3 separate regions of the Homo sapiens genome follow, and regions 1 and 3 are each linked to region 2. A link is a loop called in an ENCODE intact Hi-C map of the cell type or tissue named here. Cell type or tissue: Calu3. All regions are shown on one strand.

The links. Peaks named below come from ENCODE experiments on the same cell type or tissue, not always from the same donor. Only the 100,000 strongest peaks of a DNase experiment are listed, where the experiment ranks them.
Region 1: a loop joins it to region 2, with 4 times the contacts of the local background. A loop is called at or near these places in 10 of 110 quality-filtered maps.
Region 3: it touches region 2 in a loop (5-fold over the local background); 22 of 110 quality-filtered maps call a loop at or near these places.

Annotation. Positions count from the first base shown.
Region 1 is chr18:46,263,751-46,271,750 of GRCh38, forward strand. ARK2N (arkadia (RNF111) N-terminal like PKA signaling regulator 2N) reads left to right here. Exons shown (of 5, transcript NM_145055.5): 5 at 1-3,242. Among named protein-coding and RNA genes, the nearest start is that of ARK2C, 66 kb to the right of the region's middle. In Calu3, no CTCF peak of the experiment used is centred here; no DNase peak of the experiment used is centred here.
Region 2 is chr18:46,148,573-46,156,572 of GRCh38, forward strand. No RefSeq gene overlaps it. Among named protein-coding and RNA genes, the nearest start is that of ARK2N, 21 kb to the right of the region's middle. RefSeq lists a silencer at 7,313-7,519. In Calu3, a CTCF peak has its summit at 385 (motif pointing right); DNase peaks (open chromatin) are centred at 389, 4,089, 4,409, 7,319 and 1 weaker place.
Region 3 is chr18:46,476,590-46,484,589 of GRCh38, forward strand. It overlaps LOXHD1 (lipoxygenase homology PLAT domains 1), which reads right to left. Exons shown (of 41, transcript NM_001384474.1): 40 at 6,998-7,156; 41 at 684-1,363. The coding sequence ends at 883. Among named protein-coding and RNA genes, the nearest start is that of ARK2C, 150 kb to the left of the region's middle. In Calu3, a CTCF peak has its summit at 4,681; a DNase peak (open chromatin) is centred at 4,692.

The sequences.
Region 1 (8,000 bases), 120 kb after region 2:
TACTACTAAGGTGACCTAGTTGTTCTCCTTGTTGCAATAATTAATAACTCTTTGCAAAATGTCTCCTTTGAGACAGAGGCATTTCAGATAGATACCCACCATGAGGTGTTCTGGGCATCTGAAGGTATTAAGAGTTCAGTGGGAAAAATCTCTCTCCCTCGCCTTTTTTTCTGGTTTAGTCAAATAACGGGTGAACATAGAAACCTGTTGGGAAGAATATGAAAAGTTATGTGGCCTCTGAGGCTACAGGCACTTGCAAATCCGAGAGGAAAGTGCCGTCTTTCATAGCTGGTCTCTGTATAAAGAGTATGTAGCAACAACTGTTTAACATCCGAGATGAAGTGGACCTGATGCTGTATTTGGGTATTTTTCTCCTCTACCTTCTAAAAAAAAATACCATAAGAAGAATCAGAATGTACCATAAGAAATCAGATGCAAAGCACGTTAATGTCATTGGTAAGTTTTACAGAGTCTAAAAGGATTAGCAAAGGGTAGCAGGAGCTTCAGGGAATTCAGGAAATGCCAGCATTGGAATTTTGTGGCATTAGTTACTACCTTCTTTCTTATAATATGTTGTAGTTACTAGTGAATTCTTTTAAAAGCAATACCTAGAGTTAGAACACTATGTACTCTGCACAGGGGGAGTGAAGTAATATTGGCTTAGAAGACTTCACCTTTTGTTTTTCATGGTTTTTGTTTGTTTTGTTTTTGTTTTTGTTTCCATTGTTACCGTTGCTATGGCCCTTTGCCTGTCTCTCCAAATCCCCTGGTGGCTCTTCTTATCATTAAGAGTATGAGAATTACCATTTTCAGTTTTCATTCAGCAAACAAATTTACCAAGTGCCTGCTCTGCATAAGGCACTGTGAGGGGTGGGTGCTCTGGGGGCTGCTGAGATGAATGACACACACCGCACATACACATGCATCAGTGTCTGCCTGCCTCCACCTGCCCAGCCTGTTCTTCTTCTTCTTCTTCATCTTCTTCTTTTTTTTTTTTTTTTGTAAAGACAAGTTTATTCCTTTACGCTTCTTGTTGCATTAGTTCTCCTGTATGTTCCTTCTTCCACAGGAATGTATTTGTGCATATGTTCTTTGATCTTCTCTGATAGCATCTCATTTGATCTGGCCTCTGTCCTTCATCAGCTTTTATTTTTTTTATTTTTATTTTCTGCTTTTGTTAGATAAGGCTTTTAAGATCATGAACCTCCAGCTTTAGCAACTCATATATCAGTCTCTCACATGGCCACAATTCTAGACAAAAACCAAAGACCCAGAGGCCAGAGCAAAGTAGGACCTTCTGAAGATTCACTACTGGTGTATCCTTGGACCTTCACATTTTACTTTAGGATTAATTTATTGAATTTTACTGTTACACATAGTTTTTGACTTGAATTAAAATACTAGACAAAGCAGAAATGTACAATTTCTGGTCTGTGTTTTCCAGGAAATTCATAGAGAAGAGAATAGAGTGGATGATGTGACTTGAAGTTTTTGCAGCTTATTTTTTCCCCCACTGTCAGGGCAGAGGCCCATTTTAATGAATGTTTTTGCATGACCTGTTCTTATGTTAACCACATATTTTTTTTCCCAATTCCACACAGCAGGTGATTTCCCGTGTGACATATTTTCTTCATAGTCCCTAATATAGTCATCCTCTACAGAGTTGGCGTGCTGTGTGCACTGTGGATTAGGAACAGAGTGGAGCTGTAACCAGTCTCTTCTCTGGCCCTTTGCCTTTATGTCAGCTTGCACTTTTGCCTCACTTATTCCTAGTCCAGCTCCCAACTGCCTGACTTAATGGACCAGAACGGAGATTTGGATATTAAGATGCAGAGGGGGAGGGGAAGGGATGGTAGAGATAGACAGCTCTCCCCTACTAGGTTGGGTCATTTCCCCTAATAACTATAGAGAGACTGTGTTTCAACTCTCTTTTCATTGCTGTTTCCAGAAGAGTGGAGAGTGTGGTTTCAGGCAAGGTATTAATGATACAATTCCGTGGTATACAGCTCCTGTGACATTTGAAGTTTCTTTTAAAGGGGTTTTTCTTAATCAAAGTTTTACATTTGGTAGCATAAGTAGTTCTTTATGCTTCACAGGACATTGTCTTCAGAGTAATCTCTCTGCTAAAATGGTACATGTGGGTCACAGATTGGTTTATGCCACTGACTTGGTTAAGTTTCCACCCCCTCCAATTTGTGAAAAACAGAGCAGTGACCTAGCTGTTGCATCATCATGACTGCCATGTAACCTGTAATTGCTGCTCTCCAGTAATTGTCTTTTCATTTTGATGGTAGGGGCCAGACTGAATGAATAATGCATTCTTTTTTATTCAATTTATTTCATTCAGTTTATTCTTGGCAATCAAACATCCCATAAACTTTGCTTTTATTATCAATTATGAATATGAATTGTCTGGTTTACTAATGTAGTCATTTGTTCATCTTTACTTTTAGCAGATTAGCACCATAACTAACTTAAAACTAAGTTTGTTACCTGCTTTTTATACTGTCACAAAGGTTTTTGAAAAAGCTGGGGACACTATTTTGTCTTTTAGTTTTAAACTTTTTTAAGGCAAAGCAAGCTCCCCAATCCCTGTTCTCCAATATGTGTATGATGTGACTTCCATGTAGATATAAAAATGATTGTGCCCTAACCAAACTTCCTCAGATTGTGCACTGTTTGTTTAAAATAATCACGTATTTTAGTCTGATGCTGTTGTATTTTTTCATTTTATTTAAAACACTACTTACTTCTTATTCTCTTAACAAATTTTAAAAGGTAGTGATCTTAAAAAAAAATCACTGGATAACTAGGAAATATTTTTGTTGTTGTTTTGTTTCTTAAAGAGTACAGAGGCCATTGAAGCCTTTTGCTCCTCTTACCGTGAAAATGAAATGTTAGCCATTGTATGGCTAGGAACCAATGCACTTGGCAGTTAATGGATCTGCTGTTGCTGGAGTGTGAGCGTGGACTTGATGCAGTGATGACAAATCATTGCTTAGAATTAATGTTTTCAAATGTGCAACTCTAGTTTTTAAAACAAAATTTGGTTCTTTACATTCATTATTTCGTTTTTGTTTCCCTTTAGTATTTAATGGTCTTTGGAGAAAAAATAATAAAACAGAGTGTTATATATATATTTTTTGGTGCAAGATAAGATTTTCTGTTTTTTGAAATAAGTCTGTAGCATAAAGGTTAAACTATTTTAAGACAAAATAAAATAGAGTGTATTTAAACAATGATATCTTCTGAGGTTTTTTTTTTTTTTTCTTTGTCCCTATCTGCTTCAGTTAATTAGGTGGTACCTGGAGCAATTTCCAAGTTACCTTTTAAATGTGAAAGTGGATTCTATTTTGTTAACAAGTCTTATCTTTATAAGATGTCTGAGTTTTCAAAGCAAGAGCTGTATCCTTGCAAGGTTACTTGCAAAACTACTCCCAAGAAGTTTTGCAAGTAACCTTGGATAATTGTTGGATGTTGATAAAAATAGCTTTGCATTAGCTTTCCTGTAACCCCACCTGAGATTTCAAAGAGGGCCAAAGACTTATTGTTCTGGGCACCTTTACTCCTGGCAACAAAACTTCACTGCTGGTTATTACTTTGCAGAGATCAGAGAGTCAAGGTAAGATGCTGCAACGGCATGCACTTTGCATGTGGTTAAACATTGAAGCAGGTATAGGGTGTTTGAAAAATAGACTGAATAATTTTTTCCATAGTTTGGTTCTATTTTCAGATTTTTAATTTGGTTATTAAAATGATAGGAACTACCATATTAACACCTCATGATGTTTGTAACTTATCTTCACATAAAGGGGAATGAGGAACCAGGGAGAGTGAAACCTCTTTTTATTAAAACATTCAACTCCTGAATCTCTTAGTTTTCCTCAAGAATTTTTGGTTCTGCTTGTACTGGAAAATGATCTGTTAACAATTAGGAAACACAATATTAACTAGTAGGAAATATCTTCAGATTTTTGAAATTGTTCTTTTATACCACCCTGTATCTGAGACGTAGACATATTAATACCTATAAGAAATCTTTGGCTGGGTGCAGCGGCTCATACGCCTGTAATCCCAGCACTTTGGGAGGCCGAGGTGGGCGGATCATCTGAGGTCAGGAGTTCGACACCAGCCTGGCCAACATGGCGAAACCCCGCCTCTACTAAAAATACAAAAATTAGCTGGGTGTGGTGGCGTGTGCCTGTAATCCCAGCTACTCAGGAGGCTGAAGCAGGAGAATCGCTTAAACCCAGGAGGCAGAGGTTGCAGTGAGCCAGGATCGCGCCAGTGCACTCTAGCCTGGGCAACAAGAGCAAGACTCTGTCTCAAAAAACAAAAAATAAAAATAAAAAAAGGAAAACTCTTCTTTGACTCTAGAAGGAAACTGTTTACCTAGGATCTCACGTTTGAACCCTTTTGCCCTTGGATACTGCTTTTGAAGAAGAAACTAGGCACAAGTAAGTAATATAACCTGTAGCTAGTGCTTTATGTCATTTGGGCTGCTTCTTTCTGTTCTTTTGCAGGCATTTGGCCTTTCCTTCCCTTACTGTTTTGTTTTTCAGAGTAGATACCAACTATTTATAATTATAGTCTAATTACAGATAAAGAATCTTTACCAAATATATATGTATCTTTTCAGCTCCATTTTTGCAACCTAAGTAAAGTGAATTTCTTCTAGGTTTTGTTTTAACCACACTTGGAACCAAGTGCTCTATGAAAGAGCGATCCTCCTAGGTCATTGGTAGGCACGATTTTTTTTTTTTTTTCATGATTCCATGATTGAAAGCACTGATTCATAGAATTAGAGAGGTTCTGGCCTATAGTGGAACTTTGGCTGGGAGAATCTGCCTGGAGCAGAAGAAAGCAACAGTAAGTAGTGGTAGGAGCAGTGAGTTCAGAAAAAGATGCAAGTAATGATCATGAGTGTCAGAAATTTGGAAGGAGCACCCATTCACCTGATACTCTCTGTTGGTTTAATTCATTGTACACGTGACATGCCTTCTAGGTGGTGATGGCTTTAGGCAGGGATCTCTCTGTGTGATGAGGATTCCCTGCCAAGCCTTGAGGACCCATTTGATAGGGTAGTGTGAATGATGAGAGTGAGTGCTGGCAGCGAAGTCAGCCCTCAGAAAGGAAGTGTGGCAGCAGCAGCTGGTATAATCTGCTCATAGACCCTGGCCTGCTGTTGGGAACACACCTTGGTTGTAAATTATATCTGTCTAGCTTCTTACCCTTTAGTGAAGGAAGCTATTTGGTGCCAACTTTTTCTTTTTTATTAAAATTTTTTTTTCCCCATTGGCCTTGCTGAAGCTTTTAGAAGATACCAGCTTTTTCTTTTGTGCTTTGGTAATTGACATCTCAGAGTCACATCTGTTCCCCTTTCATGATTGCTCCATCCCGAGAGTGGAAAGGTAAAGTGTAGTGGACTGTTGAGCCCTCACTTTTGTGACTGATTCTAAAGCAAGCAAATCTGACTTGAGGATGGATCTTGAATTCTGCAGCATGAGAGGGTTAGATCAGAGGCCAGGTGAGTGAGTTTAGGCCTGACCCAGGGAACAGGAGATCCCAGAAAGGCCAAGTGACTGCTATAGGATTTAGTTTCTGCACCTGTAAAATGAAGAATGTCTTGGGTTTCTTTTTTGAAAGTAAAAGGCTATGTGATTTTAGGGGATGATTCATTGTTCTGCAGAGCCATCAGGCTTTTCAAGCAGTAACTCAAGAGAGCTGCTTACTCCAAAAAACTGCTCAAAAGACTGTAGTTCTGTCATCTCACTTAAGCCTTGGGAAGGCTTTGGATGACTAACACCAACAGAACCTTGAATTTCTACAAGCGATTTTCAAAGTTTTAAAAGAATGTTTATTTCAAAAGTTTCACATGGGGTAAGAAGTACAGATTATTATCCTAATTTTACAGATGGGAAAACTGGTAACAGAAGAATAACTGTGTATTTGGATTTACATAGGTAGACTTTGTGAGAGTAGATGTTTTAAAAAAATGACTCAAATTAGTACCTTTTAACTGTTCAGAAAAACAAAACCTCAATTTTCTGGTTTTCCTGCCCATTTTCTCTGCTTCTTCACTTGGGGCAGAGAAAAAGCAAGTTGCAGAATATGCACTACATGCTGCTATTTGTTTGAAATTTTAAAAGACAATATAATACTGCATACAGATAAAGGATACATACACATCTAGTAAGAGTATAAACATGCATGAGAATAATAAACACCAAATTCAGGGTAATAGTTGCCTCTGGAAGGGGAGGTATGGAGGGGTCACAGAGGACTTCAGCTTTATTGGTAAAATTTCATAAGTTGGGTAGCAAGGACACAAATGTATGTTATTCATTGTACCTTTTTGTATATTTTAAATATTTCATAATCAAATTTTTTCCTGAGAATGAAAACTCTTTTGTGACTTTCCCAATGTTAGTGGAAACAAATAAGATCTGAAGCTGATTCCCTTTAGAAACTCTCAACACTTCTTAGCTATGTTCACCAAATGCGTGAGCATTGATAAATTAGACTTTATCAAAAAAAAAAACTTGTGCCTCAAAGGACACCATCAAGAAAGTAAAAAGACAGCCCACAGAATGGGAGAAAATATTTGGAAATATTGAATCTGATAAGAGACTTGTATCTGGAATATATAAAAAACTTGCAACTCAATTCTAAAAAAAAAAAAAAAAAAAAATCCAATTAAAAAATCAGCGAAGGATCTGAATAGACTCTTCTCCAAGGAAAATATACAGTTGGTCAATGAGCACATGAAAATATGCTTAACATTTCCATCAGAGAGATGCCAGTCTAAACCACAATGAGATACGACTTCATACCCACTAGGATAACTAGAATAAGAAAGATAGGTATTGGTGAGGAAGTGGAGAAATCAGAACTGTCATACATTGCTGGTGGGAATATAAAATGGTCAGCCACTTTGAGTTTGGCTGTTCCTCAAATGGTTAAACCTAAGAGTTACAATGAATGTTGATAGCAGCATTATTCATAATCGCCAAAAGGAGAAAGAACCCAAATGTCCATCAGCCAATGAGTGGATAAACAAAATATGGTGTAGCCGTGTAAGTGAATGTTACTCGGCTGTAAGTAGCAATGAAATGCCAATACATTCTACAACATTGATAATCCTTGAAATCACGATGTTAAAGGAACCAGTTACCAAAGACCACATATTATTCCATTTACAGAAAATATCCAGAATAGATAAGTCTATAGAAGTAAAGTAGATTAGTGGTTGCCAGAGGCTGAAGGAGGTAGAAATAGGGAGTGACTGCTCATAGGTAAGGGGATTCTTTTTGGGGTCTTGAAAATAGTCTAAAAGTAGAGTGGTGATGGTTGCATCTCTGAACATTTCAGTAGCCCACCCTTATCCATGGTTTTGCTTTCTGTGGTTTCAGTAACCTGCCAATTGCAGTCTGAAAATATTAAATGGAAAATTTCAGAAATAATTCATAAGTTTTAAGTTTCACACTGTTCTGAGTAGCATGATGAAATCTCACACCGTTCCTCTCTGTCCCACCTGGGTCATGAATTATCCGTTTGTCCAGCGCATCCATACTGTATATGCTGTCTGCTCATTTAGATACTTACTAGCTGTCTTGTTTATAAGATTGATGAAAAGAAGAGTGAGTATAGTACGGTAAGATTTGAGAGAGACAACATTCATATAACATTACTGTATATTGTTAAAATTCTATTTTGTTAATCTCTTACTGTGCCTCATTTATAAATTAAACTTTAGGTATATATGCATAGGAAAAAACACTATATATAGGGTTCAGTACTATTCATGGTTTCAGGCATCCACTAGGGGTCTTGGAATCTATCCCCGGCAGATAAGGGGACTGTTGTACTAACCAGCATTGAATTGTGCACTATAAACGGGTGAATTTTATGGTATGTGAATTATATCTCAATAAAGCTGTTACATGAAAATACACATAACCTTTGGAATTGAGGGTATAGTGCCTTAAGCTGTTAATACC
Region 2 (8,000 bases):
TGAACGAGGTTGTGGTTGCTCCCTTTGAGGGAGCAGTTTATTCATTCAATAAACATTTTTGAGCAGGTATTGTGTGCCCGGCGCTCTGCTAGGCACTAGATAAAACATTGAGCCAAACTGAAGTAGTTCCCTGCCCTCAAGAACTTTACACCCAAAATGACCCAGATCCTGTTAACTACCCGAAGTCTGGTATTTATGCCAGTAAACACAGAGAGAAGTGTTATGGCCTACTCTCTCACCCCAATCCCAAACAAACCCCATAACCTAACCCTGCAGCTCACTCCTTCCTAGGACATTCAATCACTTGTTAGGATCATGTTTGAAGGGCAGGGGGCCGTTGACATATATAATTTTAGCCACCAGAGGGCAGTCATATCTTTAAGATACTTTCAAAGTGAAGGGGAAAAGGACAAAACCAGTCCTTCAAAGGCTATCCCTGGGATTCTGGGGCCAAAGTCAAATCACATGGTAAGATTCGCTCCCAAAAGGACAAGCCTAGCACTCAAACCACTCTCCTACTTTAGGCCTGGGGATTGCACTCATTTAGCATGAGGCTCTGGTCCCTTGAGGGGAGGATGATACATGAAATCTGACAGAAGCCTTGATGAAATAGATCAGAGGGTTGGGTGCCACTCACGCCCGGAATCCCAGCACTTTGGGAGACCAAGGTGGGTGGATCACCTGAGGTCAGGAGTTCGAGACCAGCCTGGCCAACATGGTGAAACCCTGTCTCTACTAAATATACAAAAAGTAGCCAGGCGTGGTGGTGGATGCCTGTAATCCTAGCTATTCGGGAGGCTGAGGCAGGGAGAATTGCTTGAACCTGTGACGCGGAGCTTGCAGTGAGCCAAGATAGCGCCACTGCACTCCAGCCTGGGCAACAGAGCGAGACTCCATCTCAAAAAAACAAACAAACAAAAACAAAACAAAAAACACACAAACAGAGGGTCTCCTAACCAAAGCAAATATTTCAGAGCATGTAAACTACACAGGAAGTCCTAGAGGGAGGGGCCAGGGACCCACAGTACTCACTGAAGAGAGTCCCTCAATGAGCTTATTTTATTTTATTTTGTTTTTTATTTTATGAGACAAGGTCTCACTCTTTTATCCAGGCTAGAGTGTGTGATCATGGCTCACTGCAGCCCAGGCTCAAGAGATCCTCCCACCTCAGCCTCCTGAGTAGCTGGGATTATAGGTTATTGCCACCATGCCCGGCTACTTTTTGTATTTTTTGCAGAAATGGGGTTTCGTCATGTTCCCCAGGCTGGTCTCAAATTCCTGGGCTCAAGCGATCCACCCTCCTTGACCTCTCACAGCACCCGGCCCTAAATGAGCATTTATTGAGCAATATCTATTCAACAACAAGTTCTGTACTTGGGCTAGAGAGAAATAGACTTGCTCTGGTGCAAAGAGAAGACTCACTTACACAACATAATGAGAAAGCAAATGAAAGACAATCCTGAGCCAAGCAGTGTCTAGCCAGGATGCCCCTTCCCTCCATTCCCAGGGAAGCACACTGAGAGGCACCCAGGATGCCAGTTGTTTAGACACAGCATGCAGCCTTCAGGGAGTGTTGCCGGCTTGGGAATGCTGCCAGAAGCCCCCAGCCCTTCTCCTTCCTCTACCTAGCCTGGTGTGTGGGATCTATTTCCAGTCTTTGGTGTTTGTGTTTGTTTTGTGTTTTTTACTTATTTATGTATTTATTTTGCTTATCAGAAGTGTTTTATCAAAGGCCTACATTTCCTCCCCAGTCTGAGGCTTGAGCAGCTTTGTCAAAATTAAGCAAGAGAGATTTTCAGGCTCTACCCAGCCTCCTCCCACCTCCACATCAATGAATGCAGAGCCTTATTCTGACTTGAATGAGAATAAGTGAAGGGAAGGATATATAGGAAGGAAAATGGTTTAAAAATCGCAAAAATGGCCGGGCTCGGTGGCTCACACCTGTAATCCCAGCACTTTGGGAGGCCAAGGCAGGCAGATCACGAGGTCAAGAGTTCAAGACCAGCCTGACTAATATGGTGAAACCCCGTCTCTACTAAAAATACAAAAATTAGCTGAGCGTGGTGCAAGCCTGTAGTCCCAGCTACTCAGGAGGCTGAGGCAAGAGAATCGCTTGAACCCTTGAGGCAGAGGTTGCAGTGAGCCAAGATTGTGCCATTGCACTCCAGCCTGGGTTACAGAGCAAGACTCCATCTCAAAAATAAAATAAAATAAAAAATCTCAAAAACCTGCTTCTCCCACAGGGCTGTGAGAATGCACATCCTTAGCCCAAATCTGGCATATGGTCAGAACTCAATGAGTGTCAATTATGGGCTCACAATCCCTTACTGGAATTTCCAAAGCCCCCAAAGCTCTAAAACCCAAAGGTTTTTCATAATTCATTTGACAAAACCTGATCTGACCTGAATTCATTTGGCAGCAGAACCTCACCTGAACCCCCATTTTGGTCTACTGCAGAACTCTAAGGCGTGTGACTCCTGGGTGTTCCTCCAGGCGCTGCTTGGGGGTATTATGTTTATGGTATAAGCACCTGATTACCTATCTGAAATCTGGAACATTCTGAATTCTGAAATGTAACTGGCCCCAGGGACCTGTTTCTATAAGAAACCTAGGTTCTAGATGTTGTTTCTGCTGTTACCTAGCTGTGTGACATTAGATGTGGTAGACAGACCCTAGAATGGCCCTAAAATTTCCCATCTGCTACTTTTCATGTTATTTATTTATTTATTTATTTTTGAGGTGGAGCCTAGCCATGTCGCCCAGGCTGGAGTGCAGTGGTGTGATTTCAGCTCACTGCCACCTCCACCTCCCGAGTTCAAGCAATTCTCCTGCCTCAGCCTCCCGAGTAGCTGGGATTACAGGTGTGCACCACCACGCCCAGCTAATTTTTGTATTTTTAGTAGAGACAGGGTTTCACTGTGTTGACCAGGCTGGTCTCGAACTCCTGACCTCGTGATCCACCCACCTCGGCCTCCCAAAGTGCTGGAATTACAAGCGTGAGCCACCACACCTGGCCTATTTATTTATTTTTCAAGACAGAGTCTTGCTCTGTCGCCCAGGCTGGAGTGCAGTGGTGCAATCTCAGCTCACTGCAACCTCCACCTCCCAGGTTCAAGCAATCCTCCTGCCTCAGTCTCCCAAGTAGCTGGGATATAATCCCCTCCCTTGGAATGTGGGTGGGACACATTCAAATTTTGTGTGACTTGATTCTCACAAACAGAATATGGCAAAGGTAAAGAAATTTTGAAGATGTAATTAGGGTCTCAAATCTGTTGATTTCATTTCATCAAAAGGGAGATCATCTGGGTGAGCCTGACTCAATCAGTTAAAAGCCTTAAAAGGCTTTTAAGGACTGGCCCCTCCCTGAGGTTAGAGACTCTCTCTCAGTTATTGGCTTTGAAGAAACTGACCTGCTATGAGAAGACCTATGGAAAGAGCCACTTGGCAAGGAAGAGGGGGCAGCATTTAGTTGCGAGAACATTCGGCTGACCACCAGCAAGAAAATGGGTACTTCGGTCCTACAGCTGCAAGAAGATGGATTCTGCCAACAGCCTGAGGGAGCCTGGAAGCAGGTCTTTCCCTGCTTGAGCCTCTGATGAGACTCCAGCCCCAGCTGACACCTTGATTTCAGCCTGGGGAAACCATGGAGCAGAGGAGGCAGCTAAGCTGAGCTCAGGTTCCTGACCCATAGAAATGACGCTAAGTATGTGCTATTTTAATCTGCTATATGACAATCATTTTTAGATGATTTGTGGGCAACACAGAAAGCCAGTACATTAGGGAAGTCTCTTAACCTCCCTGGGTCCCAGTTGTGCATCTGTAAATTAGGGAAATGGTTGAACCGGGTCACACCTAGGAGCCTCTCAGGCTCTAGCTTTTGGAGACTCTGTATGGGCAGATGCTGAGTGCTGCACCGTTGTGAGAAGGAAGAATCGTTCTCTAATGGGTGAGCAGGCTAGTGCTCTCATGTGGGGGGCTGTGGGTGCCAAGGAGGTGTGTCGTTGAGGTGGCTGCTGCAAAATGCAGACAGCTGAGGACTCACCCTGAGTCCTTGATGACCCATCTGCCAGCAGGCTAGACGCTGACCACAACTGGCACCACGCCTGGCTGCAGAGGCGATCAGCTTTCAAGAGCAGGAAAAACAAATGTCCTCTTTCCCCTGCTCTGTAAGGGACGTGCAACCATGCTGGGCATCCATCCCCACCTCTGTTAATTTACTGGGGGGCAAAGGGTCCACTCTGCAATCTTCCTCCCATGATACCTAAAACTCTTGGGCTTGTGACCTCTAGGACTGCCCTGGGGAGCTCCTGGGAAGCTGAGTCAGGGAGGGCATCAGGTTTCCTGCTAGCTCTTGGCACACTTCTGAAGTAGGTGAGCTTGTGCTTCTGTGCTGTCCCACCCAGCCGGTCTGCCAGGTCTCTCTGCTTCCCACACCCGCTGCCGCCTGCCCCAGGGGCCCGGACCACCAACACACCCCAGAGGTGGGGCACCCACTGTCTGCCTTCCCTCCCCCAATACTCCCTCACACACAGCTGACACGCTCATCTGACTGGCTAAAGGGATTGTCCCTTATTAAATTCCTTGGGGGATGATCTCATTAAGCCTTGTTATGGGTCACTTCTATTTCAGGGAGAATAAATTTGCTGCAATCTATGGGCAGCTAGTTAATTGAAACCTGAGGAAGGGGCTGGGGGAGGGGAGGGCACGGGTGAGGGGGTGGAGCGAGCCTGAAAGTGTGGGAAGTGCCTGGCCTGGTGAGAGCTGAGAGCTGGCTGGGAGGAGGCTGAAGGTGCACATGAGGGTAGCCGATAAGGAGGAGGCCACAGGCAGTGGAGGGAGAGGGGAGACAAAAGCAGGTGTCAGCTGCAGCCTGATGCAGGGAGATAGCCTCCTAACTGCCTCCCAGGCCTCTGTGCTCAGCCCTGCCCCAACATATGAGTCCAGGCCAGCACAAAGTGATAAGCACCTAGGCCAGGATGTAGCAACAGAGATGGAAAAGAAGGAGATATGAGAGAACTTGGAAACAAATTTGATACAGGGATGAAGGAGAGGAGAGGAAAAAACCCAAGATGACCTTTAAAGATGCTTGGAGAATGGGGAGAGGCGCCAGCCGGAGCACAAGCCCAACACAGGCCTCTGAGCAATGCCAAGTTTACTGCTCTGCTGTTTAAAGAATCCTTCTTCACCCATTTCCGAAAAAATGTTTCCTATCTCCGGTTTTCTGGCTCTTCAGCCATTCATCTATTCATGCAAGCATTCATTCGGTTCGTCAGAATGGAGACCTTACGTAGCACTCTATCAGCCCCTCTGCTGAATACCGGCAATGCAAATATAGACAAATAGATTTTATAGGCTAAGCGTCGTGAGTCCACCCAGAGCAGTTAGCCACTCCCAGGAGCTCTTTTCCTTCCATTCCCTCTTTTCCAACAGTTGTGTTGATTTTCAGGATAGCTGCTGCAGAGAAGAGAATTCAAAGATGGAGGAAGGTTTTGTGTTGGGGATCTAAAGCCAAAGGAACTTGTGACTTTTGGTCATGCTGAGAGACAGGTGACCACTAATTGTGTAGCCCTTGGCTGGTCTCTGTCTTTTTGAGACTGAGTTTCGCTCTTGTTGCCCAGGCTGGAGTGCAGTGGCACGATCTCGGCTTACTGCAACCTCTGCCTCCCAGTTTCAAGCAATTCTCCTGCCTCAGCCTCCCAAGTAGCTGGGACTACCGGCATCCATCACCATGTTGGCCAGGCTGGTCTCGAGTTCCTGACCTCAGGTGATCCACCTTGCCTGGTCTCTTAATGCTCTTAGCCTGAATTTTATCATCTGTAAAAGGAGAAATAGGCTTAGATGATTTTAGAAAACTCTTCTACTTTGTATCTATGTTCTTGTTTTATGGATGTGAAAGTACTCTGAAAAGTTTGATTTCTACGCAGATGTGAGGTAGTTCTTTATTTCAGAAAGCAATAACAATGCGAGTGCCCACAGGGTGGATATGGGTTGTGAAATGGAAACTCCATCCCCTACTTCTTGCTTCCCTGTGGAGGGGTCTCTATTGGAGCCACATTCCTGGAGTCTCTCTGGCCTGACTCTCCCGGCAAGAAGAATGGTTCCCATCCGGTAATATTTTCTCCACCCAATATTTTACCTGAAATGTCACCAGGAAATATTAATCCCCATGGATCTCATGTCAGCTGCCCTCCTTTATATTTCAAGACCATGGTGGGAGGTAGAGCATGAAACCAGATCACCTTCTGGTGTGAAGATTTCAAGGGAGAAGTTGAGGTGGGAAGCCTCACCAGGTATTCTCTTTAGGACTTGCCTGAGAGTAGATTCTGGGCTGCTCAGACAGGGCAGCGCTCCTGTGACTGGTTGAATAGTCTGTCTACATTTGCTGTGACAGGAATGGGATAGGAAGTTCATGGAGGCTGCTCATTTGCACCGTGTCCCCCAATCCAGCTTTGATCTGCCATAAAGTTGACATTTAAGTGTTCGCCTGTTTCCTGCATCTTATTTTTTAGTTGCTTCCAAACTTGAGGAGAGAAAGAGAAAGGGTTATTTATTACACAGGCCCCAACCCTAGCAAGAGAAAAAAAAAAAATCACAGTCCACGTTATAAGTCTTCCTTGGGATTTTGTTCTTTTTTTCTTTTTTCGAGACAGGGTCTCACTCCGTCATCCACACTGGAGTGCAGCTATATGATCTGGGCTCACTGCAGCCTCCACCTCCCAGATTCAAGCGATTCTCCCACTTCAGCCTCCCGAGTATCTGGGATTACAGGTGCCCGCCACCATGCCCAGCTAATTTTTAGTATTTTTAGTACGGATGGGGTTTTGCAATGTTGGCCAGGTTGGTCTCGAACTCCTGACCTCAAGTGATCCACCTGCCTTGGCCTCCCAAAGTGCTGGGATTACAGGAGTGTGCCACCACACCCGGCTAATTTTTGTATTTTTAGTGGAGACAGGGTTTCACCATGTTGGCCAGGCTTGTCTCAAAGGAGATTTTTTTCTTTTTTCTAAATTCCTCCCTTACCCTTGCCTTCTCCACATCCAAATGAGTATCAGCCTCTGGGCACTCATTCCCAAAATGACCTAGTCCTTTCATTCCACTGTGACATCTTTCCAGAATGCTTTTCCTCTTCTCTATGAGGCAAAATTCTTGTCATTCTTAGAGTCATGGCTCAGAGTTCTCCCCCTCAGTGAGTCAATCCTTCTCAAGGAGCTCAGGCTGAGTTTGCAGCTTCCTTGTCTCAGTTTCTAGGACTCTATTCTATTATGCTATCACTAGTCCTAATGGGAGGCGACCTCATGCCCGTCTTACCCAATAGAGCAGACTAGGTTGAGTGCTGTACCTGGAAGTTCCTCTGGCCACATCTATGTCTTCTTAGAACTATTGTGTCTGGGGTTTCCTGGGTGGGGAAGGCAAATGAAACCTCAGCAATGACTGGTATGAATTCTCCTGCCAGGTGGGGGCCTTAAAGTAGAAATCAAATTGATTTCTAGGAAATGAAGAAAGTGATGTTTCTTGCATACTTGAGTTGGAGGGCTAGAGTATTATTCACTGCAAATAAATTCTGACCTTGTTTTTTCATGAAATGTTGCTCTCCTTCTCACTCTTCCACCCTAGAAATTTTGTCAAGGCTTGAATCAGTCCAGAATTTACTCTATTGTTCCCTTACCTGTTGCTTGGAATGTGACCGTTTGGGGAGTGTGTTTTGTTTTGTTTTGTTCTGAGACAGAGTCTTGCTCTGTTGCCCAGGCTGCAGTGCAGTTGTGCGATCTTGGCTCACTGCAACTCTGCTTCCTGGGTTCAAGCGATTTCCTGCTAATTTTGTTTTTTTTTATTTTTAGTAGAAAAAGCATTTCACCATATTGGCTAGGCTGGTCTTGGACTCCTGACCTCAAGTAAACTGGCTGGCCTTGGCCTCCCAAAGTGCTAGGATTACAGGCATGAGCCACCACACCTGGCCTGGGGAGTGTTTTACCATTCCTGAGACTAGATGGTGACAGGTT
Region 3 (8,000 bases), 330 kb after region 2:
CTGTGTGGGTACTCAAATGTACAGTTCTCCTGCTGCCTCTCCATCAAGGTCACATTCCCCTTGAGGGTAAAGACCAGGTCTTCACTTTGTTCCCAAGCCCCTCTCAGCTCTCAGTCCAAACCTTGCCCACAGAGAGCCACAGGTGATAATCACCAAATAACCTCAATGACCCTGCTTTCTCTCCCGGCCTTAGAGTGCCAGTGACCAGGCTGTTGCAGGTGCCATCCCTATCACCTTTGTGTCCAGTCCTGACTGTGTTAGCACAGGCTGGGATAACCAGCAGGCACTTGCCAATGCGTTCTCTGTAAAGTGATGGAAAGAATTATCTACTTTTCACAGGCTCATAAATCCCCCGGCAAAACACTTCTTCCTGAGGTTTTTCTCCACTTGCCACTGGGTTTATTGAAACTGGGGAAAAGTATACACTTCTTAGCAAGCAGATGCTAAGATGAGTTCTTTATAGGATATGGTTGGTAATAATTTAATTAGCCTAGCTTTTTTGGGGAAAAGTGTTAATTAGTTTTTGCTTAAAATACACCATCTTGATGGCCTCTGCTTCTCCACTTCTATCCCCTGGGTGAAGACTCAATTTCTCATCCACACTCTGCAGCAAGTCCCAGCCTGGTCACTACTGTTATTACAGAAAAAGGAAATACAAAAAATTATTTTTGGGCAGCCACAGATTATGACACATGCTAATTATTATCACTGTAGGTTCAATAAACTGGGGGTAGGGTGGGGAGCAGGACCCCATGAAGTTCTCAGTGGACTGCTAGCCCCCAGTGCCAATGCTAGAGGCTTTGAAGGGCTGCTGACCGCCAAGGTGGAGGGCAGAAATGTGAGATTGGGGCATCTCAGTGAGAGGGTGGGGGCCCTAGCCCCTCAGACAGAAGGGAAGAGGTCTCTCCAGGTGAGTCCATCCCCCCGCTTCTTGTCCAGCCACCTGCCACAGTTGAAGATGGTGGCCACGCCGGTGCTGGTGTTGGTGACCTCCACCTTCTCCACCAGCCAGCCTGAGCAGTAGCCACTGCTGTCGTGCTCCAGGCGCACCTTGCGCAGCTCACCCAGCTCCAGCGTCTCCAGGAAGAAGCGGTCTGTGCTGCCCCGCTCGAAGAGGTTGCGCATTTTCTGCTTCAGCTCCCGCTTGCCTGTGTCTCCGTTGGCCCCAAAGATGGTCACGAAGACGTTGGCATCAGTGCCTGCCCCTGGCTCATAGCCTGTTGTCACGATGACTTCGTACTTGACGGGCACCAGGCTCTGGACCTTGCTGGCAAAGCTCTCTGTCGTCTTGGTAACCTCGAATACCTTGAAGTACTTCCTCTTCCTCTTGAGGGGGATGAGGCAGTCACAGTTAAAGAAGTACCTGGCAGAGAGGTGGGAGAGTGGAGGGGTAGGGGCTAAGCAGACCCCAGCCGAGGCTGCTCCCTCCCCCAGATCCCCTTGCTCATCTATAAATGATCCCTTCCCAAGGTGATGGGATATTGGAGCTGGAAATGTTGGTTTAAATGTGCGTATGGATTCTTGTTTAACTTCAAATTCACCATGGACGGGCATCTCCATTCTTCCAGTTGCTTCTTGATTCTTCTACTTCTTTTTTGCCCCTCATACTCCATGTCCAATCCATAAGCAAATCCTGTTGACTTTATTTTTTTTTTCTCACCATCTTGGCCAGGCTGGTCTGGAACTCCTGACCTCATGATTCACCTGCCTCAGGCTCCCAAAGTGCTGGGATTACAGGCGTGAGCCACTGCGCCTGGCCGACCCTATTTTTAAGATATATCCAGAACCAGCCCACTTGAAAACTGTCTAGTATCTATCTGCCCTCCTGCTACTTGGGTCCAAGTCACCATCATCTCCTATTTGGAAATTATCAAGAGCCTCCTAACTGGTCTTCTAGCTTTTTGCTACCTGTGGTCAATTCTCTATGAAGCAGCCATGTGATCCTATTGAGAGGTAAGCCCAAGTATGTCCTTCCCCTGCTCAGAACCCTCCAGTGGCTTCCCATGTCAAGTAAAAGCCAAAGACTTTACAACGGTCTGCAAAACTCCTCATGATCTGACTCTCCTCTTCCTGTGTTTTCCTTTATTCATTTTTATGTATTTTTAATTTTTATTTTCTTTAGAGACAGGGTATCAATTTGCTACCCAGGTTGGACTGCAATGGCGCGATCATAGCTCACTATAACCTCGAACTCCTGGGCTCAAGTCATCCTCCTGCCTCAGCCTCCTGAGAAGCTGGAACTATGAGCATGCACTATCATGTCCAGCTAATTTAAAAAAATATATTTTTGTAGAGATAGGGTCTCACCATGCTTCCCAGGCTAATCTTAAATTTCTGGCCTCAAGCAATTCTCCTGCGCTGGCCTCCCAAAGCACTAGGATTACAGGTGTGAGTCACTGCACACAGCTGTGCTTTCCTTTCTCACCTGTCACCTGCTCTTTTCCAAGCTCACTCCCATCTGCAGATACTCTTGCTCCCTTAAAGGGACTGGTTAATTTTTGTACCTGGTGTTGTCACCTTTAGAGGGAGTTGCTGAATCCAGAGTGACAATTTTAGGCAAAACCAAGTGGAAATATGACTATTAAATGTACGCTCCCAGATCCCTTACACTTGGCTGAGTTGAACAAAGAGTTTGTATATATATGTATGTGTGTGTGTGTGTGTGTGTGTGTGTGTGTTCATGGACTGCAGAGTACAAAGGGAAAGAGAAAGTCCTCTATCGAAGAAGCCATCACAAGCAGAAGCAAGTCTAGAGCCAAGAGAATGGTCTTGGACCAAGAAGTCCTCCCAAACCTTCTCTTGCACATCCCCAATTTTAGCCTCTGGGTAATGACAGTGGGTTCAGGAATTATAAAGGAAAAAGCCAGACAGCATGGTGGGAAAATGCTGCACAGGATGTGAGAGGGCATGGTCTGCCCCAGCCCTGCCACCTACCATCTGTGTGACCTTGGACAAGTCACATATCCTACCCAGATCTTGATTTTCCCATTGGCGAAGCTGGAGGTTTGGACTGAACAATTGCTATGGTTTCTTCCCACTCCAAATTGCTAATATGCTAACACCTTTGAAAACAAGCTGTCTTGGTGCTGGCTAACAACTTCAGGAATGCAACACTGAAAAGGTGTGCCCAATGGTGCAAAATCAAACCCTATTTTAGATGAACATTCTTAACAGAAAAAAAAAAAAACAAAAAAAAAAACACCTTTGGTTTTTTGCCTGCTTACACAACTCCAGGACTTTGCATTCTTGAATCTCATTAGCTCCCACAACAACCCTGGGCATCATCCTCCCATTTCATAGGAGGAGGAACTGAGACTTGAAGAAGAAAAGTCAGCGCTTAAGGTGACCCAGAGCCAGAGCCTGCCTGGCCCTGAAGAATAAGCCATTTAAAGACATTTGCAGGAAATCCTTATTCTGTTTTGAGATCCTTCTTCCCCCAATTTATCACTTGATAAATTTGGATTGTTGTTACATACTACAATTTCTTAGAGGAGGAGATACTTGCATTGTTTTAAAATTCTCTTAAAATGTATTTCTTTATGCATATGCCCACTAATATGCATCATTCTATATAAATACAAAAATCATCTGATCATATACATACTTTTCTAAACGTACTTTTTTTTGCTCCCTCTTTGCTTGGCTCTCTTTCTTTCTCCTTCTCACTTCAGCATCGCTTCTCCTCAGATAACCCATGTAACAGTTGAGGGTGTAGCCTGCCAAATTTCCCTCCATTTCACCCAACCCTGCACAGACCCACGTGTACATAGACATATGGGGATGTCAGTGTTCCCTTTACAAAACGGCATCACATAAGACATGTTTTCCTGTGTCTCGCTTTTCTCACTCAATAATACTTCCTGGGAATTGCTCCAAGTCATCTGGTATGTATTTAATTCATTATTTTTGATGGCTGAAAAATATTCCCTGGTGTAGATATAAGGAAATGTTTTCTGATAGACATAATTATAGGATCACCAAAATGTGGGCCCTGCAGACTTACACAAAGCTCTGGCTTTGGAAGGACACTCAGCGGGCTGCTCCTGCTAGAAAGGGGGGAAGGTGTCCAGCCAGAGTAAAGGCAAAAGCAGAGAAAAATGAGCAGAAAAAAGTGATACATATTCAAAACTATGTATAAGCACACATCTGTGAACATTGTGTATTAGAAAAATCCCAGAGAGAATGGGGTCACCAAAATGCTCATCATGGTGGCCACCTCTGATGGGCAGGGCTGTAGGGAATTTTTACTTTCTTTTACATACGTTTCTGTATTTGAATTTTTATGGTTGTGTATTAGATATGCTACCGGGATAAACAATAAAGGTGTTTTCAGTTAAAAAATAAGGTCTTTTTGTATGACCTTTCACCCAAATCCTGAGGCTATTAGTGATGAATGAGAACTGGTCAGGAAGGTCAACAGCACACTGCAAAAGAGGGATCAGAATGGAAATAGCTGTGAGATGGACATTTGGAGTTATTGTGTGTATGAGATATTGAGATTAAATTCATTTGTAATTCATGTAACTCCAAATATGGCTAACATGGTGGCAGGAAAGGAATTGTGGATGTTACACACAGTGTTAAGCAAGTGGTTTTATAATGCAGAATGTAGGTTCCTTCTAGAATGAGGCCATGTGAATTGTCACCACGATTAAACATGCCTGCAAAGTCCCCCTTCTGGACGAAGGTGGTATTTCTGCAGGCGACAGGTTTTCATCCAGCAGAGACCACTGAGAACTGCAGGCGACAGGTTTTCATCCAGCAGAGAATAAGGCTTGAGAATTGCAGGTGACAGGTTTTCATCCAGCAGAGACCACAGGCTTGAGAACTGCAGGCAGGCAGGGGTGAGCTAGGGCATGACTTCAGAGAGCTCCTAGGCTGACACCCCTGCCATCGTCCCTCTACCCTAGACCCTATAGAGCATCCAGCTCTCCTCCCAAAGGGCAGCGTGAAGCACAAGGAGTTGATGGGTAACTGCTGGAGGCCACACAGTTGACCAGGTGACAGCGCTAGTATCCAGAGGCCTGGACCCCCTGCAACCCCTTCACTTCAGGAAGAGCCCCTTCCTCACAGATATCTCTTCCTCCCCGCTCCAGCCCTGGTGACAACAAAAGACAGGCTGCATTCCTGAGGCTGGAGGGAAAGATGCTTCAATTAAGAGCGGCTTTTTCTTCTGCAGGATGGAAAATTCTACAACTGAGGCCCAGGACTGTGGGGCAGGAAGCTTACAGCTGGGCCTTTGCCTTCCTTTCCTCCTAAGACAGGAAGGTGCCAGGTGGTGCTGAGAACTCTCTCTCGGCCAACATTGTGGGTTTAAGGGTAATGTGAGGGTGACTATTTTATTTTGTTTTGTTTATTTTGGGAGGTTTGCAGATGAGCAGTATCAGCAGACACAGTCCTTGTGGATGGGAGGTAGTACTGAGCCATGGAAAGGGCTTAGGCCTGGCCCTGACTTGCTCAGTGAGTCATTCACTTTTCTGGGATAGTCTCCCAGCTGTCAAGTTCTCATCAGTACTGGTCCTAGCAGCCACATAGAGCAACTCCTACAGGATTGATTGTACTTGAGCTGGGCTTTCTCTAAAAGAGCAGCAAATAATGCCATAGCTCAAGAGGGAAGTTGCTATGAACAGAGTTGTATCTCCCCAAATTTATACATTGAAGCTGGAACCCCCAATGCCATGGTATTTGGAGATGGGGGACTTCAAGAGATAATTAGGTTTAGATAAGGTCATGAGGGTGGGGCCCTTATGATGGAATTAGTGCCCTTACACAAAGAGGAAGAGAAACCAGAGCTCTCTCTCTCTGCCACGTGAGGACACAGAGAGAAGGCGGCCATGTGCAGGACAGAAAGAGAGTGCTCCCAGAACTCCACCATGCTAGAACCCTGATCTCAGACTTCCAGCCTCCAAAGCTGTGAGAAATAGCTTTCTGTTGTTTAAGCCACCCACTCTCTGATATTTTGTTATGGCAGTCTGAGCAGAGGTCAGAACCTCTTCTGCCAAATTCCCAAGGAGTTGCTTGGTCTGGGGGAGCCAAATCCAGGGAGCTGCAGGTTGGACAAGTGTGGCTTTGAGAAGCTTGGCCTCCTGAGGGCCAGAGCCCATAGCCGAGGGCTCTGCCTAGGTCCAGCCTGGCTGCCGCTTCTGTGCAGACAAGGGCTACCTTTCCTTGTGCAGGGAAGGCTCTAGGGTGTGGTATGAGCAGGGCCAGCCCCAGGGAGAGGTGCAGATGTGGGAGCGTCCACAGTGGTTCTGGCCCTGTGAGCTATGTACTCAGCTTTCACTTACCCTTTGGCAAGCCTTGATCTTGGATTCCCCTTTCCACCCTCCCCTGGCTCCTTCTCAGCACCTTTCCTGCCTTCCAGAGCCTCAGGGCTCTTCCTGGCTTCCAGCTTGGTTACCAAGGGGTTTTAATTAGACAAATTGATGACTGTGACTATGTTGCCCAGGTAACTAAGACCCTTAATCTTCCAGAAATGTCTGAGTCTCCAGAAGGCTCTGATGAGAGAATGCAAAGCCCCTTATCTGGGGTACTGTGAGGCAGATGGACCATTGGATTACCCTAGCTTGTCTCTGGTCCCTACTCTGCCCACATGGATGGTGGGTTTTCACTATGACCGTGTAAACAGCAGGCTTCATAACTGTGTTTCTTTGTCATTTTAGATTGAGGGAAGGGGAAGGCAAGGAAAGTCTCTGCTCTCTGGCACTGTTTGACTTTCTCAGTATCCTTCCAAGGAAGCATCCCTGGATCCAAAGACTAGATGCACCCCAGGTCATCTGGCCTACTCCCCTGCCTCTGATAGTAGATGCACAATCCAGATAGCTTCAGAAGCATACAGCTGTCTCTTCCCTTCCTGCCTTCTAGGCCTCCTGAACAGGGTAATCTTGACCTTGAAGAAGAGACCTCATCATACCCTGCTCTCTTGCCCATGGTCCAGCTCAGTCCCTGCCCCATGCTGAGGGAGTGGCACTTCCTTGGGGAGAGGCTCAGTACATACACATTGCCGTACTCCATCTCGGTGATGGTGATGGTCTTGACATGCCAGGCAAGTTCTCTCTTGGGGATAAACCGGTCTTCCCTGGCAAGGTGGCCCACACAGAGGGAGGCAATGTCCCCCAAGTAGATGCTGTCAAACTCAAACGTGTCTGTGGTCCCCCTGCAGGAAACAAAAGTGTGGTCCATGAGCTGCCTTTGCCCACTGAAGCAGGTAAGCATTTGTCGGGGGCCTGCTGCATTCCAAGCAGTGGGCCAGGGAACAGGGATGGGATGGCAAGCAGGAGCTCATGGCAGTCCTGGAGGCTTTGAGGGGTTCAGTTCAGTTTGGGACCAAGACAATCACGATGAAAAAGCCCCACTAGCTGCCTGGCCTCAGCACCAAAGAATGGTGACATCGTTATGCAGGATGGAGATGGGGAGGGTGGTGAGACTTGGAGAGCAGAGGGAGGAGGGGAAGGGAAGAGTCCCCTGTAACAGACATGTCTTAGCAAAGTCATAGGTGGGAACAGTGGGGTGTGGAGGTGCAGATATTTCTGGGGGAATGCTGGCTTGGGTGAAGTTTGGGTTCAGGGAGGGAAAAGCTAATGGAGAAGGTATGGGTGCAGGCAGCCTGTGGGGGTAAGTGCCAGTCTAAGGTGTCCAGACTTCATCCTGAGGTAGAGATTTGAAGAAAAGGTTGTTATAAATGGAATGTCTGTGCCCCAGTTCCCCCAAATTTATATGTTGAAACCTATTCTCCAGTGTGATGGTATTTGGAGGTAGGGTCTTTGAGAGGTGATGGGGTCATGAGAGCTGAGCCCTCATGAATGAGATTCATGCCTTTATAAAAGGGGCCCTGGAGAGCTCCCTCCGCCTTCTGCCATGTGAGGACACAGTGAGAAGATGGCTATGAACCAGGAGGCAGGCCCTCACCAGACACCAGATTTGCTGGTGCCTTGGTCCTGGACTCCCAGCCTCTAGAACTGTGAGAAATACATTTCTGTTGTTTCTAAGCTACCAGTCTG